Linked DNA regions of Homo sapiens: region 1 is linked to region 2. A link is a loop called in an ENCODE intact Hi-C map of the cell type or tissue named here. Cell type or tissue: gastrocnemius medialis. All regions are shown on one strand. Links, peaks and the distances in the headings refer to the core of each region. The heading gives the core; the rest is flanking DNA.

What was found. A loop is a pair of places that touch in the nucleus more often than their neighbours do. Peaks named below come from ENCODE experiments on the same cell type or tissue, not always from the same donor. Only the 100,000 strongest peaks of a DNase experiment are listed, where the experiment ranks them.
Region 1: it touches region 2 in a loop (3-fold over the local background); 13 of 110 quality-filtered maps call a loop at or near these places.

The regions. Positions count from the first base shown.
Region 1 is chr1:160,373,843-160,376,827 of GRCh38, reverse strand. No RefSeq gene overlaps it. Among named protein-coding and RNA genes, the nearest start is that of NHLH1, 8.3 kb to the right of the region's middle. RefSeq lists an enhancer at 617-666. In gastrocnemius medialis, for the core only: no CTCF peak of the experiment used is centred there; a DNase peak (open chromatin) is centred at 1,197.
Region 2 is chr1:160,290,270-160,293,043 of GRCh38, reverse strand. COPA (coat protein complex I subunit alpha) reads left to right here. Exons shown (of 33, transcript NM_004371.4): 28 at 424-560; 29 at 846-1,032; 30 at 1,115-1,225; 31 at 1,548-1,709; 32 at 2,358-2,552. LOC107985219 (a long non-coding RNA gene) reads right to left here. Exons shown (of 3, transcript XR_001738265.2): 3 at 218-1,787. Among named protein-coding and RNA genes, the nearest start is that of PEX19, 6.5 kb to the right of the region's middle. In gastrocnemius medialis, for the core only: a CTCF peak has its summit at 1,538 (motif pointing right); a DNase peak (open chromatin) is centred at 1,593.

The DNA of each region.
Region 1 (2,985 bases), core at 205-2,704, 84 kb before region 2:
TTGCAGAATTGCAATTCCTTCGTCCTTTGTCCCCAGTCAGGTCATTTCTTCTCTTTTTCAGGCTCTCAGCAGCTCCTAGCTAGGGATAGGGAAGAGGGAAAATGTTTCTGCTAGTAGCCAGCAGGGGACAGTGTTCAACAAGCAATAATCAAATCAGCCTTCAACTTGCTGAAGGGAGGGAATGGAGGACGAGGGAACCAGAAAAGGGTCCTCAGACCAACACATTGCTCTGATCACACCCTCGATCCATGTCTCCCTCTTTTTTTTCTGCTTCTTCAGCCCCCTTCTTCTCCTCAGCTGCAGTTTCTCCATCCTTAGTTTAGTAGATCTCATGGATTGTCTATTTGCTCAGAGAAGACTAAGCTCAGGAATTTCCCCCTCAGGGAGAGACATTCCCCTTAGCCTCTTGTCCCTTTCCATTCTGTCTTGGTTCCCAAGGTGGTCAGGACTTCGGAGTTTTCATCTGGACTCCTGACCAATGCTCAGGAACCCACATGAGGGGCTCAGTTCCAGGGCCACCTCTCAGGGGATGCTTGCATCCTGGTGCACAGCTGGTCTAGTAGAAGTGGGGTTGGGTGTCAGGCCCCTGCACTGCCCTTAGCCTGGTGCTTTGTAAAGTGCACAAACTGTATGACAGTACAGTTGACCCTGCTACTTACTGCCCCTGAGATAGCATCTGATGAGCGTTTCCGGTGTTGAACACTTTCACGATGATCTCATTTAATCCTCATCACACCCCGGTGGGTCTTGTTGTCTTTCCTGCTTTCCATATGAAAAAGCTGTTGCTCAGGGAGGGCATGCGGTTTGCTCACTGTGGCACAAAGGGGAAAGGTGGAGACAGAGCAGGGACACGGGACCTCTGGCTGCCGGGTGTGGGCTTTCTCCCCTCTAGCACAGTGTTGCTGCACTGCCACCACTGCCTCCCTTCTTCCACTCCCTCTCAGCCTTTCAGGCTCATCTCTGCTTGCTCCCTTCTCCTCCCTGCGCTGACATCCCAGCACTGTGAGCCTCTTTCTTCTGCCCATAATCCTCATCCAATGAGAGGTCAAAAGCTCAGGAAAGAACACAAGAAGAAAGCAGAAAGATAAAGGAACTGGGTGGTAGAAAGGGCTTTCCAGAAAGAGGAAGAAGCAAAGGCAAAGAAGACAGGGCCTGCACTGGGGGTGGAGAGGGAAGGGAGGTGGGTGGAATGAGGAAGCGGAGCACCCTCCACACTGTGCCCAGACTTGGGAAAGGGCACAGACAGGGCCTCCATTGTGTGGGCACAAAGAGGCCATATGCCTGGCAGCCTATGACAGTGTGTGTGTGTGCGCGTGTGTGTGTGTGTGTGTGTGAGAGAGAGAGAGAGAGAGAGAGAGAGAGAGATTTTAGGCAACCCCCACCCAGCCCCTGGGGCCTTGACTTCTGCTCTGTCACTGGTGATGGGTTTGCTGAGTTACAGGACAGGGCGTTGATGAAGACAGGACTGGAGGGTCAGGCACCTGTGGTCACTAGGACTGGAAGAGGGCATGGACAGCTGGGGGAGCTATGGCCATGCATGGGATACTTGGCAAGGGGAGTAAGGAAGCAGGGGTGAAGTGCAAGAGTCCCATTCTGGGGTCCTCCTAACTGCCCCTCCCCCACCCCACCACCCACGAGTTGGGTTTAGAGGGATGTGGAATGAGGGATGCAGAGCAGATCCTCTTCTAACAATCCCTTTTCCCCATCCTCCCTATCTGCTAGCCCCAAAGCTTTCACTTTCCCCTCAGCCCAGGGACTTCCATCTCCCTGCCCTCTCCCTCCTCCCCCAGTGCCTGGTCCCCTGCTCCCTCCTCTTCCCACTCTCCACCTCCTTCTCCTGTCCTTCCCAGAGTGAGAAGAGCAACAAGAGCGACAGCGGCAGCGAGGCCAATTGATTATCTGAAGAAATTCGGAGCTAGCAGTAGAACAGCTGCAGCTTCCCCCTCTCACCACCTCCAGGCCCTCAGGGATCCCTGAGGGGAGGGGCCCCCTAAGCCCTTCTGCTCTCCAGCCCAGGCAAAGAGACAAGAGAGGGAGGCAGGGAGCCCAGAGGACTGTGGCTGCTGAGCACAGAGAAGCACAAAGCTCTCAGGGCCAGGAATGGAAGACTTGGCTTCTAATCCCAGGCCATCATCATGGGTGAGTCACGTCACCTGTCTGGACAGTAGTTTACCTGCCTTTGAAATAAAGTTGTTGGATTCAGTGATTTCTGTGTTCCCGTCCAACTCTGGCCCTTTGGAGTCCTGAAGTTCTCCCTGATCTCAGTTCAGCCTTCCCTTTTGCCAGGCTCTGGGCAGAGCACATGTCATTTAACTCACATGGGAAGGGGAAGATGTCAAGTCCTCCTGTATGGAAGCTCCTCCCTAGGTCTAACTCAAGCCCTTCATGCTGCTTATGTCATTCTTTGTTCATCAAAGATGAAAACCCATAGCTGGGCATGGTGATTCATGCCTGTAATCCCAGTATTTTAGGAGGCCAAGGCAGCAGGATCACTTCAGGCCAGGAGTTAGAGACCAGTCTGACCAACATGGCGAAAACCCATCTCTACTAAAAACACAAAAATTAGCCGGGCATGACAGCGGGCGCCTGTAGTCCCAGCTACTCAGGAGGCTGAACCACGAGAATGGCTTGAATGGGGAGGTGGATGTTGCAGTGGGCCAAGATCCCGCCACTGCACTCCAGCCTGGGCAATAGAGCAAGACTCTGTCTCAAAAAGATAAAAAGAAAAAAGAAAATATTTCAGGGACTGAAAGTTGTCTCTGCATTTCCCTCCTGCTGTTTGCCTTCAGCCTTCTCGTATGACCTTAAGTTTGGAGAGGATCTTCTAATGAACCTAGCCAGTGTTCCATCTGAGGCAGCAATGTGCTCTATGATTTCTCTGCGTGTGGTTGACTCTCCAGCTTCTCTATTTGGAGTTCTCCTCTTGAGGCAGTCAGTGCCATTGCTGGACAGCTCCAGGTGTTGCAAAATTTTTCTTCAAATTAA
Region 2 (2,774 bases), core at 275-2,774:
AAACTCTTTATCTTTGTTAAGTACACTTGCCTTCCTGTTATCTGCCTTCCACTTGGCCTAGTAATCTCTTAGGGCATATCCTTCAGTCATCTTCCACCCATTTATAGCTTGCTTTCTGGCTCATATCAGTGAGATAAGTACCCCTTTCCAAGCAGAGGTCTGTTTTGAACACTAAGCCAGTATTGTTATAATAACAACAATAATGATAACACTGCAATAACTGCTAACGTTTATTTAATGTTCACTGTGTGCCAGGCACTATCCTAAATACTTTAATAGGTATCATTAAATGAGGTAGGTCTTACAATTAAGTGTATTTTACTGATGAGGAAACGTGAACAGAGAAATTAATTACCTTGCCCAAGGAAAAGTAGCTTTTTATGCAGCAGGGCCAAAATCCTTGTTTCTTTCCTTCTGTTCCAGCTCCTTCATGACCAAGTAGGGGTAATCCAGTTTGGCCCCTACAAGCAACTGTTCCTACAGACATACGCCCGAGGCCGCACAACCTATCAGGCTCTGCCCTGCCTACCCTCCATGTATGGCTATCCTAATCGCAACTGGTAAGGCCCTTTTCTCTTTGCTTTCATCTGTTCCAAGTTGTGGTCGATATTTCAGATGGTAGCCTCAGTGACATAGTCAGAATTCTCTCAGAGCTAGGGTTTCCCAGTAGAAAAAGATCTTTGGTTTGTTACTCTATGGGGTTGGTTTACACCTGCTGTCATCCTCTTCCCCAGCTACTTTAACAGGAGACAGGAGGGTAGCTATGAGGATGTTTGCCAGAAAAGGAAATTGGGTCCTAGTTGCCTACTGACTATCCTGTCTTCTTCCTACTTTTCCCTTTCCAGGAAGGATGCAGGGCTGAAGAATGGTGTACCAGCTGTGGGCCTGAAGCTTAATGACCTCATCCAACGGTTGCAGCTGTGCTACCAGCTCACCACAGTTGGCAAATTTGAGGAGGCTGTGGAAAAATTCCGTTCCATCCTTCTCAGTGTGCCACTTCTTGTTGTGGACAATAAACAAGAGATTGCAGAGGTAGGAGGGTCTAGCCGCTGTCCCAGTTCTGGGCACTTCCACATTCTTGTCTCTGTATCCTGACCTTCTGCCCCCTCTACAGGCCCAGCAGCTCATCACCATTTGCCGTGAGTACATTGTGGGTTTGTCCGTGGAGACAGAAAGGAAGAAGCTGCCCAAAGAGACTCTAGAACAGCAGAAGCGCATCTGTGAGGTAAGATCTATAGGACCCTGAGCACAACAGAGACGTCCTTCCCTTCACCCTTCACTAGGTTTGAATTCTTTAATTTCAAACCCAGATCTGAGTGGGGATGAAGAGAAATTTAGGCCCTTCATTTCTATGAGGGGAGGATACATTTCTTCATCCTACTTCCTCATCTCACCAGTCCTCCATACCTAGGAGGTAGAAGACCTCTCAGCTTTATAGCCCATCATCCTATTTTGTGTTGTGTTTTTTATGCATGTGTAGCAGCTTAGAAATGACTTCTACCAGGTGTAGCATCAACCTGGCATGTGTTCCTTTTTCTGTCCACCAGATGGCAGCCTATTTCACCCACTCAAACCTGCAGCCTGTGCACATGATCCTGGTGCTGCGTACAGCCCTCAATCTGTTCTTCAAGCTCAAGAACTTCAAGACAGCTGCCACCTTTGCTCGGCGCCTACTAGAACTCGGGCCCAAGCCTGAGGTGGCCCAACAGGTAGATGGAACTCCTTCAGTGACCATAGGGAAGCCAGATCAGCTCTTACATGGAGGGAGCAGACCAAGGTCCTTGCCTCTGAAACAAAGCAATAAATAACAACATTCAACAAAAAGCCAACAGAATGCTACCCTCTGTTTACTTCCTGACTTGGTGTTTCCTTTGTTCCTGGAAAATTAATAGTTTATTGAGACATGGCACTCGTCTAAGAGTGCCGTGCAACCTAGAATAGCTCCACTGCAGCTGAAAGTAACCCCAGTCCTGTCCTTAAGCTCCAGATATCCCATCACAACCACCACAAAGCTTCACATACACATCTCATTACTTGTGTCCTCCAAATGCATTCTTTTTGGGTGATGGAAGTCTGTTTTAACCCTTTCTAGGACCTGACCCTGATAATCTCTAGAGTTGGTGGAGGAATGTGGGTCTAGATTATGGAGCCACTTTTGTATTGAGAAGGGGAAAGTTTGATACAATAGGAATGGTGATTGTTAACCCTTCACATACATCCAGTACAGAGGTTGGGACCTCTTTTCACGCAGTACAGTTGTGTCTCACATCAACGGAACTACCAAACCATGGTGTTGGGATCCTTTGAGGTGTTGTCTGCAGCCTTCTGTCCTCCTAAATACTCCTTCCTTCCCCTAGACCCGAAAAATCCTGTCTGCCTGTGAGAAGAATCCCACAGATGCCTACCAGCTCAATTATGACATGCACAACCCCTTTGACATTTGTGCTGCATCATATCGGCCCATCTACCGTGGAAAGCCAGTAGAAAAGTGTCCACTCAGTGGGGCCTGCTATTCCCCTGAGTTCAAAGGTCAAATCTGCAGGGTCACCACAGTAAGTACTGTCCTCAATAAATATATCTAGGATATTGAGCGAAGGGGAAAAAGAAAGAAACATGGTGGTCCTTTTTTTCTTCTTGTGCTTGTCCCCTGCTCCCTGAGGCAGTGACACTGGAGAAAGCTAGAGCATCTCCCCACTGCTCTTGGCCAGTCAGTGATGAACACCCCAATACCTGTCTACTGTGCCCATTGAGGGGTATAGGGAATACATTTTCTA